Regions from separate parts of the Homo sapiens genome. Here region 2 is linked to region 1. A link is an interaction called in ENCODE POLR2A ChIA-PET data of the cell type or tissue named here. Cell type or tissue: GM12878. All regions are shown on one strand.

The links. Peaks named below come from ENCODE experiments on the same cell type or tissue, not always from the same donor. Only the 100,000 strongest peaks of a DNase experiment are listed, where the experiment ranks them.
Region 2: POLR2A ChIA-PET joins it to region 1 with 7 read pairs; 1 of 35 experiments calls an interaction of 5 or more read pairs at or near these places.

Annotation. Positions count from the first base shown.
Region 1 is chr5:61,197,033-61,205,032 of GRCh38, reverse strand. The region is part of intron 3 of SMIM15-AS1 (SMIM15 antisense RNA 1); the gene reads right to left. Among named protein-coding and RNA genes, the nearest start is that of SMIM15, 39 kb to the right of the region's middle. In GM12878, no CTCF peak of the experiment used is centred here; DNase peaks (open chromatin) are centred at 2,642 and 4,252; H3K27ac peaks cover 649 bases.
Region 2 is chr5:61,315,676-61,323,675 of GRCh38, reverse strand. LOC105378994 (a long non-coding RNA gene) reads left to right here. Exons shown (of 2, transcript XR_007058781.1): 2 at 1,889-2,182. Among named protein-coding and RNA genes, the nearest start is that of ZSWIM6, 13 kb to the left of the region's middle. In GM12878, no CTCF peak of the experiment used is centred here; a DNase peak (open chromatin) is centred at 3,695; H3K4me3 peaks cover 627 bases; H3K27ac peaks cover 392 bases.

The DNA.
Region 1 (8,000 bases):
ATTGGATTACTGGGAACCCTGACAAGAGCAGTTCCAGTGGAGAAGACACTCAATATGAGGAGTTTGAAGAGAATAGGAAATGGGGAAATGAAGACAGCAAATGGTAGACATTCTTTCAAGGGTCCAAATCCTGTGGACCTTTGACTTCTCAGCTATTGTCTCCCTTTTGAAATATATCGCACTTGACAGTGACTGGGGAGGAGAAATATGGGCCAACAGCTTGACCCTACATAGGATCAAGGCAAGGTTTTTTTATTTTTATTTATTTATTTATTTATTTATTTTTATACTTTAAGTTCTAGAAAACATGTGCACAAAGTGCAGGTTTGTTACATATATATCCATGTCCCATGTTGCTTTGCTGCACTCATTAACTTGTCATTTACATTAGGTATTTCTCCTAATGCTATCCTTCCCCCTGCCCCCTACCCCACGACAGGCCCCAGTGTGTGATGTTCCCTGCCCTGCGTCCACGTGTTCTCATTGTTCAATTCCCACCTATGAGTGAGAACATGTGGTGTTTGGTTTTCTGTCCTTGCAATAGTTTGCTCAGAACCGTTTCCAGCTTCATCCACGTCCCTTCAAATGACATGAACTCATCCTTTTTTTAATGGCTGCATAGTATTCCATGAGGTATATGTGCCACATTTTCTTAATCCAGTCTATCATTGATGGCCATTTGAGTTGGTTCCAAGTCTTTGCTATTGTGAATAGTGCTGCAATAAACATACATGTGCATGTGTTTTTATAGCAGCATGCTTTATATACCCAGTAATGGGATGGCTAGGTCAAATGGTATTTCTAGTTCTAGATCCTTGAGGAATCACCACACTGTCTTCCACAATGGTTGAACTAGTTTACACTCCCACCAACAGTGTAAAAGTGTTCCTATTTCTCCACAACCTCTCCAGCATCTGTTGTTTCCTGACTTTTAAATGATTGCCATTCTAACTGGTGTGAGATAGTATCTCATTGTGGTTTGATTTGCATTTCTCTGATGGCCAGTGATGATGAGCATTTTTTCATGTGTCCATTGGCTGCATAAATGTCTCCTTTTGAGAATTGTCTGTTCATATCCTTTGCCCACTTTTTGATGGGGTTGATTTTTTCTTATAAATTTGTTTAAGTTCTTTGTAGATTTTAGATATTAGCTCTTTGTCAGATGGGTAGATTGCAAAAATTTTTTCCCATTCTGTAGGTTGGATCAAGGCAAGGTTTTTTAAAGTTGGGAGACAGTAGACCATAGGAATGATAAGCATGCCCAACAGAGAGGAAGAAACACATGCAAGATGGGGAGGGGAAATTGGGAATTAGAGCAGGTAGGATCTTGAGCCCAAGGATAGGGGTTGGCCTTTGCCCAGAACAGGGACCCTTCATTCATAGAGGCAGAGGGAAGGTAGAGTATAGACAGGTGTGGATATAGGTAGGTGTGTGGCTTAGATGGTGGGAAAATAATGGAATTCATCTCTGGTTGCTTCCATTTTCTCAACAAATTATATTATTAGGTCAACAGCTGAGGGAGGGCAGTTGGGAGTGTAGAAAGTTTGAAAAAATAAGATGACGGAAATAATTTTGGAAATTAAGAACACAAACATTGACTTAATCCATTTGCATTGCTATAAAGGAACACCTAAGGCTGGGTAATGTATCAAAAAAAAAGGCTTATTTGGCTCATAGTTCTGCAGCCTTTACTGCTGGTTTTCCCCTGTGGGTGCTGTACAAGAAGCATGATGTCAGCATCTGCTTTTAGTGAGGGCTTCAAGAAGCTTCCACTCACGGAGGAAGAGTAGGGGGAACAGGCATCTAACAGTGAGAGAGGAGAAAAGAGAGAGAGGAGAAGGTGCCATGCTCTTTTAGACAATCAGTTCTCACAGAGACTAATACAGTAGGAACTCATTCATTATCACAAGGATGGAACTGAGCCATTCATGAGGTATCTGTCGTTATGATCCAAACACCTCCCACCAGGTCCCACCTCCAACACTGGGGATCAAATTTCAACATGAGACTTGGAGGAAACAAATATCCAAACTATATCAAACATATTAAGCAAGTGATGGCTGAGCTGTACTGAGTGACCATTTATTTATTTTACTAGAAAGACTGATATTTAATTTCTATCCCATTTTGGGGGCAGGTGGCTTTTACATTCAGATACTGTTTATTTTTTAAAACTTGCTGTTACCAACATGACAGAGTAGGAAAAATCATAATAAAGAAGAGCAAAATGGAAACCCAGCCTCTCAGACCAAAAGCTAGGTGCCAGGAAGGGCCAGGGGAAGGATGACTGCTCAAAGGACCACGGTCCCACAAGGAACATTTAATTTGGGTCATATAATTGCCTCAATGTTGTCAATGTACATCAAAAAACTCCTGTTGCAAACACACAGATGATTTTTCAGTAAAAATATGCTTTAGAATACATATTTTTTCCAAAACAATGCATTAGATAGAATTATAATCTTTCCCCTATCAGCAGCCCGGAAAAATAAAAGTTCTATGAGTTTATTGCAGTGGTAGAGGTGAGACTCATTAAATGACTGTAGGCTTCCCCAACCATAAGCCTAATTAAAGAAGTTTCTAAGTACCACACTGAGCAGTGACATCATTGTTTCCCTAGTTACCCAATGTGGAGGCAGAAATGAATAAGCTAGATATAAATGCAATAACTGATGGGGTGGGAGTGTTATTACTTTTTATGGCCATGAGATCTGTAATCCCTGTAACTCAAAATGTGGTCACTCAAAACATGTAACCAAAAAATGTTATGGGGCCTGTTGACTCATTGCTTATGGTACTGGCAAAATACGTTGTATATTCATTTACTTTTGTGGGAGCTGAAAGTAGCTGTTTCGTTGGCTATATCTAAAGTCCTGAATTAGAGTTTTGTGTATAGGTCAACACAAAAATATACACATATTTTGTATTTTACAAAGAACTAGTAGATAACAAGTATCTGGTAAATATCACAAGATTATAAAATATGTATATGCTTATTTATATAATACACATGGTTCATTCCATTCATTCAGTTAAATGACACCTACTCATGATACTCTCAAAAGCTGAAACCATCCTGTTCCTACCCTGATATGAAACTTAAGTCCACTTTTCTTTTGTGCTTATTGTAATATGTAACCATCAAGTAGTCCTTTTTTCTTTAAGGTGATTGTCTTTCACAATCATCTTAAGTACTTTTTGGAACAACTCTAATAGGTAAGCTAAAATGATTATTCTCATTTTAGAGGTGGCAAAACTAAAGAACATAAAGTTTAAATGTTCCATGCAAACTCATCTTTCATTGTTGTTGTAAATACTTTTGTTTCAGGGTGCATCTGAGATCAATGGCCAAAGAAAATGGGCTCTGAACAGTGCTTCACTGTCACATCCAGGATCTGGAAAGTTGTATTTGAGTGCTGGGTTTGATATACGTTAACTAGAAGATAAAACATGCCGACTATGGCTAGCAGACACAGTGCCCCATCATGCCTGAACAAAAAGATATTTTATACCAGAAGTGCGGAACAGGATTTTTTGCAGTTTTGCTAGAATCCTTGTCACAGTGCTTAATAATGTTACATCATTTAGATAATAATTTTTCTAGTTTTCAGTTTACCTAATAGTACGTGTTCAATTATTTTATGGAGCTTTTTCAATCAGAACAACATCGTACCTGTCTTTTCAGTGTATTATTCCCAAATAAAAGTTTAACCTCTTTTCGGAATCTTAGGACTGTGCACTATAGCCATTAGTTTTATAAAAATCTGTGCTGGGGGAGGGGCCAAGATAGCCAAACAGAAACAGCTGCTGTCAGAGGCTCCCACTGAGAACGAAAATGGCAAGTGAATCCTGTACCAGCAACTGAGGTATCCAGGTTCTTTCACTGGGACTAACTAGGCAGTTGGCGTGACCCACGGAGAGCAAGGAAAAGCAGGGTGGAGTGATGGCCCACTCAGGAGCTGCACAGGGGAAGGGGAGCTCCCAACCCCAGCCAAGAGATGCGGTGAGTGATTGTGCTACACGGCCTGGGAAAACCACACATTTTCCACAGATCTCTGCAACCCACAGATCACGATACCCCCTCTCATGAGCCCACACCACCAGGGCTTTGGTTCCCAGCACAGAGCTGTGCAGGTTCTCAGCGGACATTTCGGCTGGAGGCTGACTAAGACTACCAAGTTCCCAGGGGCTTGGGCGGCTGTCATCACTGCAGCTGCTTGCTGCCTAAGACCAACTGAGCTCCCAGGGGGAAGGGTGGCCATTATCACTGTGGCTTCCTGCTGCCTAAGATGACTGAGCTCCCAGTGGGAGGGGCAGCAGCCACCACTGCAGCTCCAGTCTGCTGGTTTTCCCCTGTGGATGCTGGGGAGATTGGGTGGTTTGGACCCAGGAGGAATTCCCCACAGCACAGCACAGTGGCTGTGGCAGATCATGGCCAGACTGACTCTTTAGGCCAGACCCTTACCCGTCCCTCCTCAACCAGTGGGGCCTCCTTGTGGGAATTTTAGCTACTCAGGCCAGGGGTTTATAGTCAGAACTCACATCTCCCTGGGACAGAGCCTCGTAGGGGAAGGGCAGCCATGGTCTCTGCGGATCAGCAGACTTAGTCTTTCCGCCTGGTGTCTCTGAGGAGTCAGGGCAGTCTGGATGAGTGGGATTTCCCCAGCACAGCACACCCTCTCCACTGAGGAGCAGCTAGAGTGCTTTGTTAAGCGGGTCTCTGATCCCATGTCTCCTGACTGGGTGAGACCCCCACAACAGGATATGCCAGACGCCCTATACAGGGGCATTCCCACTGGCATCAGGGTGGTGCCCCTCTGGGACAGAGCTCCCAGAGGAAGGAGCAGGCAGTCTTCTTTGCTGTTCTGTAGCCTCCACTGGTGACACCTCCAGGTGTGGGAGGGACCCAGGCAAACAGGGTCTGGAGTAGACTCCCAGCAAACTGAAGCAGCCCTACAGAAGAGCATTCTGACTGTTAAAAGAAAAACAAACAGAAAGCAACAAGAGCATCAACAAAAAAGTCCCCACAAGAACCCCACTCAAAGGTCAGGAGCCTCAAAGATCAAAGCTAGATAAACTCAGAAAGATGAGAAAGAATCAACAACAACAACAAAAAATGCTGAAAACTCAAAAGGCCAGAGTGCTTATTCTTCTCCAAGTGATTGCAATACCTCTCTAGCAAGGGCACAGAACTAGGAGGAGGCTGAAATGGATGAATTGACAGAAGTAGGCTTCAGAAGACGTGTAATAATGAACTTTGTTAAGCTAAAGGGGCATATCCTAACCCAATGCAGAGAAGCTGAGAACCATGATAAAACATTACAGAAGCTGTTAACCAGCATAACCAGTTTAGAGTGGAATATAAATGACCTGATGGAGCTGAAAAACCCGACACAAGAACTTCACAATGCAACTGCAAGTATCAGTAGCCAAATAGAACAGGCAGAGGAAAGAATTTCAGAGCTTGAAGACTATCTTACTGAAATAAGACAGCAGACAAGAAAACAATGAAAAGGAATGAACAAAACTTCCGAGAACTATGGGATTATGTAAAAAGACTGAAACTACGACTGATTGGGGTACCTGAAAGAGACAGGGAGAACGAAACCAAGTTGGAAAACATACTTCAGGATATCATTCAGGAGAACTTCCCCAACCTAGCAAGACAGGTTAACATTCAAATTTACAAAATCCAGAGAACCCCATTAAGATACTCCATGGGAAGATCAATCCCAAGACACATAATCATCAGATTTTCCAAGGTTAAAATGAAGAAAAAAAAGCTAAGGGCAGCCAGAGAGAAAGACCGGGCAACCTATAAAGGGAAGCCCATCAGACTAACAGTGGACCTCTCAGCAGAAACCCTACAAGCCAGAAGAGATTGGGGGTCAACATTCAACATTCTTAAAGAAAAGAATTTCCAACCCAGAATTTCATATCTGGCCAAACTAAGTTTCATAAGTGAAGGAGAAATAAAATCCTTTTCAGACAGCCAAATGCTGAGGGAATTTATCACCACCAGGCCTGCCCTGCAAGAGCTCCTGAAGGAAGCACTAAATATGGAAAGGAAAAAACATTACCAGCCACCACAAAAATACACTGAAGTGCAAAGACCAATAGCACTATAAAGGAACTACATTAACAAGTCTGCAAAATAACCAGCTAGAATCATGATGACACAATCAAATTCACAGATAACAATATTAACCTTAAATGTAAATGGGTTAAGTGCCCCAATGAGAAGACACAGAACGGCAAGCTGCATAAACAGTCAAGACCCATTAGTGTGCTGTATTCAAGAGACACATGTGCAAAGACACACATAGGCTCAAAATAAAGGGATAGAGGATAATTTACCAACCAAATGGAAAGCAGATAAAAGCAAGGATTGCAATCTTAGTTTCTGACAAAACAGATTTTAAACCGACAAAGATTGAAAAAGACAAAGAAGGGCATTACATAATGGTAAAGGGTTCAATTCAACAGGAAGAGCTATTTTAAATACATATGCACCCAATAAAGGAGACCCTAGATTCATAAAACAAATTATTAGAGACATACAAAGAGACTTACACTCCCACATGATAATAGTGGGAGACTTTAACACCCCATTATCAACATTAGACAAATTATTGAGATAGAAAATTAACAAAGATATTCAGGTCTTAAACTCAGCCCTGGATCAAGTGGACCTGATAGATATGCACAGAACTCTCCACCCCAAAACAAGAGAATATGCATTCCTCTCAGTGCCACATGTCACGTACTCTAAAATCGATCACATAATTGGAAGTAAAACACTCCTCAGCAAAAGCAAAATAATCTTTTTTTTGATGAACTGAAATCACGACAGTCTCTCAGAACACAGCACAATCAAATTAGAACTCAAGATTAAGAAACTCACTCAAAACCACACAATTACATGGAAATTGAACAACTGCTCCTGAATGACTCCTGGGTAAATAATAAAATTAAAGCAGAAATCAAGAAGTTCTTTGAAACCACTGACAACAAAGAGACAATCCACCAGAATCTCTGGGACATGGCTAAAGCAGTGTTAAGAGGAAAGTTTATAGCACTAAATGCCCACATCAAAGACTAGAAAGATCTCAAATTGACACCCTAACATCACAATTAAAAGAACTAGAGAATCAAGAGCAAACATACCCCAAAGCTAGCAGAAGACAAGAAATAACCAAGATCAGAGTGGCACTGAAGGAGAAAGAGACATGAAAAACCCTTTGAAAAATTAACAAATCCAGGAGCTCTTTTTTGAAAAAATTAATAAAATGGATAGACTGCTAGCTAGACTAATAAAGAAGAAAAGAGAAGAATCAAGTAGACACGATAAAAAATTATAAAGGGGATATCACCACTGACCCCACAGAAATACAAACAATCATCAGAGAATGCTATAAACACCTCTATGTAAATAAACTAGAAAATCTAGAAGAAAGGGAGAAATTCCTGGACATATACACCCTCCCAAGACTGAGCCAGGAAGAAGGTGAATTCTTGAATAGCCCAATAATGAGTTCTGAAGTTCAGGCAGTAATAAATAGCCTACCAACCAAAAAAAGTCCAGGACCAGACAGATTTACAGCTGAGTTCTATCAGAGATACAAAAAGAAGCTGGTACCATTTTTTTCTGAAACTATTCCAAACCACTGAAAACCCATTTTATGAGGCCAGCATGATCCTGATACCAAATCCTGGCAGAGATACAACAAAAAAGAAAACTTCAGGCCAATATCCCTAATGAATATTGATGCAAAAACCCTCAATAAAATACTAGCAAACCAAATCCAGTAGCACATCAAAAAGCTGATCCACCACGATCAAGTCGGCTTCATCCCCAGGATACAAGGCTGGTTCAACATACACAAATCAATAAACATAATTCATCACATAAACAGAACTAAAGACAAAAACCACATGATTATCTCAATAGGCGCAGAAAAGGCCTTTGATAAAATTCAAAATCCCTTCGTGTTAAAAAC
Region 2 (8,000 bases), 120 kb before region 1:
GGTTAATATAGGATGATAATTGACATTTGTGATGATGAGTCCAAGATGCCTACTGAATCATCATGTGTAAAATAATATTTACTGAACATGATTTAGGTTTAAAGCATTTAATGAAATTATAACCTTTGGAACTTGGTGGTTCACTTCTGAAATCTATGGCAATGTTTTGACAGATTTCAGATGAAACAAAATCTGCATTCCCAGGTCACACACAAGGACTGTATGCCATGCACTCCTATGACAGCTTGAGTTCACCCTGGAGAGGGGAGGGTTAGAAACCAAATCCTTAACAAGCCTGCCCTGCAAGACTCAAGACTGTGCATTAGGAATGACCTGGTCCCTGCCCACCTCTCCAAATGGCCTTACCCCAAGTTCATTCCCTTTGCTCTCTGGAGCTCTGCCAACACAGGCTACTCAGGCCTACTTTCAATTCCTTTAACACTCACTTCCTCCAGAGGCCTTTGCCCAAGAGTTCCTGCTCCCTGGAATGTTCTCCTTCCCCAGGCCCCACAACCACTGCCTAGTTTCCTCCTGCTCGGCTTAATCACACTTCCTTAGGAAAGCCTGGCCGCCCTGACAGGTCAGTTCTGTCTATTACACACTCTAGTAGTTACGTGTACTTCTCCTAGGGGCTCTTATCTGAGTTGTAATTTTTCATTTAGTTGTATGTAGGACACATTACCTGGAGAATAGTAGGTGCTCAATAAATATTTGTTCACTGCATGGAAGGGAGGGAGCAAGGGCACTTCAGCCAGACTGGCCTCCTCATTGTGGTTAACATCAAGGTGTGCCAGGAGAGCAATTTCCAACAGCTTAACATTCACTTGATTGCTGCCAAGGCCCATGGGTCTTTCCTTTCCTTTCTAGAAAAGAGTAAAATCTACTCGATGAACATTCAGCAGCATGGTGTGAAGCTATTATGGCCACATTCTGGAAATCATTGCATTCTTCCAAGCAAAGAAATAAGAAAATCTTCCCAAACAAATGTCAGAAACTTTACCACACTGTCATACATGCTGCCTGTAACATTTGTCTTTTGTTAATTTTTTTTTTCTGGCTTTCATCTCAAGTGTCTCTCAAGTTTTGGCAATTTCAAGTCTTCTAGTTTCCATGGAAATAGGAAACAATGATCTCTGGGAGATTAAGAGCGGGGAGATATCCACTCTAATGGAGTTCTAGAGTTTTCTTCCTTTGATAGTATTTGTGAATTGAGAGAATGTTGGTGTGGAGGCAGGGCTTCGGTGTCATCAACAAATCTTTATTTTTGTGCCTATAATGCATCAGGCATTGTTCTCTTCCAGGAATGCCTCCACCTCCAAACTGCTACATTAAAGGTAAACATGCTCTCCCAGATGTGGGCTCTCAGGTTTATTCTTAAGTGAAATTCAAATTGTTGAGCAGGAACTATTAGCTCTGTAGTGAGAATCTTTACCTTTTCCCTCTAGGCAACCTCAAGCACTTCAGATATTTTATAGAGCTCTTTGTGACACTCGGGTTACAAAGAACCATGGTGTATATACATTGTTAATTTTATTTTTTTATTATCTATTTCACAAGGAAATAAAAATCTCGACTTCCAGAGCAAGACATAAACATGTAATGTTGCTTTTTTTGTTGTTCTATAATCTTCATACTTGATAGTTGCTAATATCCACAGAAAACTTGACCAGACATACCTGAAAAACTTGAAAAATCTGAAAAAGGAAAAAAATAGTTTGCTTGTCTCCTTAATAGGCAAATGTCCACAATTTTACATCCTCTCACAATGACTTAATTTCTTTGAGACTTTGAACCTAGAACCTGTGTGCATGTATATGACCATTGTAAGACTCAGCTTTTAACCTGTTATGTAATCTGTATTGTAATATTCTACATCTCATGCCACCAGAAAGTTTGCAAGTTCCCTGAAGGACAGATACGGAAGATTATAAAACCAGCTTCTAGTTTGTCTCCATGTGGAAGTTCAGCCTTCTGGCCTCTCCCGCACCTCTTCAGTATCTATCCTCCTACCGAGCACCCATCTGATGGATCTCTCCCCACTGCAACCCACCCTCCTCTCCAGGACCACTTTTTCTTGCCTGTAATTCTGGCCTTAGGAATGCCCAGAGGAGATCTGTACCCAAAAAGTATGTTTGAGCAAAGCTAAGTCTCCAGAATAAAGATAATCCCAATTTACAAGTCAGCCATTAGAGATTTAATTCTTTTACACCTTCCTGAGCACCTTTTGAAAAAATATCAATATCCTTTTAGGGGTTAAGATTTCAAGTCATTACCAGTTTATGCTCCCAAGGGATGCCTTAAGCTATGTGCCAACCTCCGGTGGAAAATTAAATTCAGGACAGGCCTTGAAGGATGGTGCTAGGAGGAAAAGGGACGCTGGGGATTGGAGAGGACCAAATGAACTTCACTAAGGAGAGTCCGTGAATTGAAGAGTCCCACCACAGACCCCCACTCCCAGCTCCAACACTCGCTTTGACTAACAAAAGTCAGTTTCACTGAAATGGTGGCAGATCAGAGTAGGGCCCTAGACTCAAGCCCTAGCATCCACATCCAGGTTCTGTTTTTACAGGTCTGACACAAGATTTCACACTGTTCAATTCATGGACTGTCTTTAAAGTTCCCCTTTTACTTTTTCCCCCTTGTTCCTCCTTTGCTCCTCTGGCCTAAGTTTATCTGTGTGCATGCTTGTGTGTACACGTTTTATCTGCATGTGTGAATGTCTCTGTCTGTATGCCCAGGTCTTTCTTTGTCCTGACACCAGCTTGTCTAGAAGTGGTAATCATAAAAAATTAATTCAGATTACTTGTTGGATGATTTAGATATTTTCAGCTTCATTAACAGCTAATCATGGCACAATGGATTACTCAACCAGGGTTTGAAATATGTTTTCAAGGTGGCTAGACTAACTGGAATGATCATATAAGGGGACTTCAGCAGGGTATCATACACACACAGCTATTATGTCTTTTGTGGGAACATGCATTTGCCTACGAACTGTCTGTGCATGTTTTTGGCAGGTCCCCCTTCTTACTCTCCATTCCCTTCCCCTTCCCAGCTTCTGCCAGATCTGCCTTCAGATTCCTCAGTCATGAAGCCTCCCTGAGAGGGGTGAGAGCTCTTTTAGGTCTAACTACACCCTGACAGGAGTGTCCCAATATGCCCACGGGTGAGGCAGGCAGGCCAACTGCACCCCAACAGTGTTCAGCACGAGGCTGGGAGGTGAAAGATGTGTAGCCAGAAGTCTTGGAAAGGCGCCACTGGGGACATAGCCAGGTATCTTGCTGCCCTCAGAAAATTCTCCTCTTGCCATGCCCTGCAAAACAAATTAGCATCAGTGACAGAAGTGTGACCCTGGAGCCGAAGTTGTATGTGAACTCTTCCTCCAGCCACTGAAAATATTCTGGTGGGTATGGGGGTCTGGTTGGTATGGGAGAATATGAGCACACTACCCGGCTGCCACCCCACCATAGACAACCACCCACCCCCCACAACCCCAAGCTCCAACACCGGCTTTGGCTAACAAAAGTCAGTTTCGCTGAAATTGACAGCAGATCGGAATAGGGCCCTAGACTCAAGCACCTGCAGCCACATCCAGGTTCTGTTTTTGCAGGTCTGATACAAACCACTAACTCCTCTGGCCACAGAAAGTGCTCTGTGGGTAGGAGTAGCCCTACTTGCCCTTGACAGGGACCATTTTCAAGGGCTGGTTGGGTTTGTCAGGGGTTTTCTCTTAACATTTGTCAATGACAGGTGTTGCTAGGGTTGCAGGAGAAAGGTTTCACTTGATTGGCTAAGCGACTGTATTCCTTAACCAATCCAAATGCTCTGCCTGGGGGAGGGGACTTAACAAGATAGAACAATATCAAGCACAGGCAGACGCATTCCGTGTACTAATAAGGCGTCTGGAAAAATGGAATTACAGTGTGCAGGAATCCCATGCCCCTCTGCAGCTCCAGCCATGGCGTGGTTGCTGTTAAAAATGTTACAGTGTAAGTTAAAGTCATTCCCATTGATTGGAGGACATCAAGATTTCAAAACAGGGAGTAGCAGTTGGAAGGAGGAAGTAAAACTCCTTGCTCATTGTGTTTTACAGCCTTCCTTAGTAAAACTGCTGAATTGTAATTTAAAATATTCCACCCTTTCAAATAAATTAAGTGCAGCCCTTAAAAACAGGAAATGAGAGAGGCGCACACGTATTGTCAACTAAACATTCACAGACCTTGTATCAAAAGCAAAGTTGAAAATCAGAGAACAGTCCTATGAATTCATTTTAGAATGCTGCCAACAAAGGTCCCCACCAAGGGAGGTGTTATGCCTCTGGCAGTGCACTCTTGGGCTGAAATCTGAATGCTAATTAGGAAACAAATGAAAGACAAATATCAACTTTAAGGGAAATTTGGATCTTGCAAGAGCATAGATATTCAGAGATTCAGATAAACCTTATGGTACTAAGAGCTATGGTAGCAATGGCTGAACCCTCCCTGCAGAAAATCTAACTGCAAATAAGCCAGATGTTCCTGCTAAACTCTGGTAGTAATCAAAGCAAAGCATCCCCCTATAATTCATTTCCTCTATCCAACCCTTCTGCCCATGAAGGACCCCATAGTCAAGCTAAAGAGCTTGCGTTTAGTTTCAGGCTGAAATGGTTTTTGGTGGGTGCTGCATTTTACTTTATATACATTTTGAAGTAAATGAGAGAAAAGGATAAAAGATTTTGAGACTGAATTCTGGGTAGTTCCCCCTCCCACCTCTATTGGTATAAAAGATAATATTCATGAGCAGAAAATGATGTTTGAGGAGGGCTGGCAACAGGACTTCCCGAAGAGCTGCACAGAAAATAGAGCTTCACAGTCCTCCCCCACCACATTCGGGTACCCGCTTAATGCTGCCCACACTGCAGGCCAGTGGAACCCACCACAATTAGACTTTGCCCTGGATCCTCCAGTGCCTTAGTGGAAACACTGTAATAGCAGGAATTACTATTCCAAAGGGGAAGAAACTTGGAGAGTATGTTTGGTTAATTCTTTGGTTGCATGTGATGCTAAATACAGATATTTGTGCTGTTGGCAACATCTTAGGAAGTGATTTAACCCACTGGCATAGCCAGACATAATTTGTCATGTGGCCCTGTGATTTTAACCCCACTCGTTTCTCCCGTATGATTACTTCCATCATGTTTGTGTGTTAGTTACTTAGGACACATCTTTATTTCAGAGGCCTCGAAGTCCTACTTGACATTTCTAACTTAGAACCTAGACTTCTCCCTTCCTGAACTTATCTGCTTTCTTCAGGAACAGATCCGGGAGGCCACAAAACTAACCACCTACCTCTACTCTTCCTACTCAAGCAGTTGGACCTGGGCTGGTGTGTTACAAAACTCACCATTACGCTAGATCCTTTCCCAGCCTGGCAGGCACACCCACACAGCCACCATCAAGTATTCCCTAGGGTTAGAACAGTCCAGGGCTTTGTGAATTGGTACTCTCTTCATATCTCATATTTCAACATAACTTCCAATGAGAATCATACAGTTAGTTTTGGTTTATAAAAGTCTACTAGATCAACAACAAACAAAAACTTGGCCACTAATTTTAACCTGCAATCAAACAGCAGTTCATTCATTTAAGTTTCATCCCTTTCTTTTCCTAAATCAGTCTCGAATAAAGGGGGGGGGGGATTTTTAATGATAAAAAGTAGAAAACCGAAGAAGCAAAAGGCCCGAGATACCCCACAAATAAAGAAGCAGTTGCAGACCATTAATGATCACTAGGAATGGAATCACAGAAAGAGGTACTCAAGGGAGTTTGAAAGTTTGAAAGACCACATTCAGCCTGAACCCTCAAGAAAGTGTCTAAGAGAAAGTAGGCCAAAACAACAATGAAGTTAGGGTGAAAAAGATGTGAGTTTAGTTTTCAAAATGTCATGTCTGTATTGAGTGTCCTTTTGGTTCGAACAAGAAACAAAGAGAGAAATCAAACAGCTTCACTGACAAGCAGAGCAGTTGGCAAAGAGACCAGGGTAAAATCTTGGGAAACCCTTCAATGTGTAGCCTAAAAACAACACTAAAGAATCGTTGTATTCCTTCAGTAGAGCTCTATTTTCCCAAGTCCTACTTTCTTCATAGCAGACGATTCCCACTTTCAATCTGCTCTTAATTTTGCCCCATGTCATCACTGACACCTGGGTCTCTCTGTGGATTTCTTTCTTTGAATGTTTTTAAAGCTTCTGGGGAGTCTATTTTTATTCATTCATGCCATATATTAAACTATTTTAAGTATGATCTCAATAACATATGCTTATTAAAATATGGATTAAAAATGAATTATTAAAATAATCTACTTTATCCTGCTTATAAGCACAAAGGCTGACTTGATTCCAGAACAAGGCCATGACCAGGTAGTTTTGCCTGTGGCGACTCCTTCCAGCCGTCAAAACAGAAAGCTTCTTACTATAAAACAAAGTGAAAAGGGAGGTCTAGAGTTGTATTCATTCTCTGGGATGCTCTTGAGAGTGTAAACAGATCACCAGGTTTTCCTCAGTTGTTCCCAGTATGTACGGACATGGAAGTTTCTTTAGGGAAATACTTCTGTTACAGTGACCACAGTGAAGCTTTGGATTATCTTGAGCCTACAACACATTTTGTGAACACCATTTATTAATATCAATGTGCTTTGTTTAGGCCACCTAGAGCAATAACCACAAAAAAATTGATAAATTAGATTTAAGCAAAATAAAAAACCTCTCATGAAAAGAGACCATTAAAAAATGAATAGTCAAGACATAGACTGGAAGAAATTATTTACAAAACATAAACTTGACAGAGGACTGATATCCAGGATATGTAAAGGACTCCCACTTATTAATAAAGAGAAAACATTTTTTGAATGGATGGAAGACACTCTACCAAAGAAGATATATAAATGGCAGATAAGCACATGACAACGTGCTCAATATCTTTAGTCATTAGGAAAATGCAAATTAAAACCTGAAGTATCACTACTGCCAGGATGGCTTAAAATATAAAGACTGAATACACTAAATGTCAGCAAAGATGGGGAGCAACTGGGACTCCCATACATTGTTGATATGAACATAAAATGGTACATCAACTTTGGAAAAATAAATAGCATTTTCTTCAGAAACTAAATATATACTAGCTGTGATCCTGCAATTACATAAGTAGGTCTTTTCCTAAGGGAAATGAAAACATATGTTTATCAAAATACTTGTATAAGAGTGTTCATAGCAGCTCTATAAGTAATAGTCAAAAACTGAATACAGCCCAGGTATCCATCAAGAAGAGAACGAATGCACAGGGGCCGGGCACGGTGGCTCACTGCTGTAATCCCAGCACTTTGGGAGGCCAATGCAGGCGGATCACTTGAAGTCAGGAGTTCAAGACCAGCCTGGCCAACCTGGTGAAAACCCTGTCTCTACTAAAAATGCAGAAAATAGCCGAGTGTGGTGGTGAGTGCCCGTAATCCCAGCTACTCAAGAGGCTGAGGCAAGAGAATCGCTTGAACCCGCTTGCAGTGACCTGAGATCACGCCACTGCACTCCACCCTGGGCAACAGAGTGAAGCTCCATCTCAAAGATAGAGAGAGAGAGAGAGAGAGAGAGAGAAAATAAGTGTGCAAACTGTGGTTTAGTCATACAATGGAATACTACTTAGCAGTATAAAAGAATGAGCTACTACTGTTCACACAATAACGTCAACAAATCTCAAAAAGATTATGCTGAGTGAAAGAAGTCTTACACAAAGAATTCATCCTATTTGACCCATTCATATGAAATTATGGAATAGACAAAGCTAATCTGTGGTGAAAAAAATCAAAACAGTGGTTGCCTCTGGGTTTGGGAAAGGGATTAGGAACAGGGATTGACAGGAAAGATAAATGAGGGACCTTCCCAGGTGATGACAATATTTTATATCTCAGTAAGGGTTTGGGCACACAGGGATATATTTGTCAAAACTCCGAAACTGGACACTTAGTGTTTAC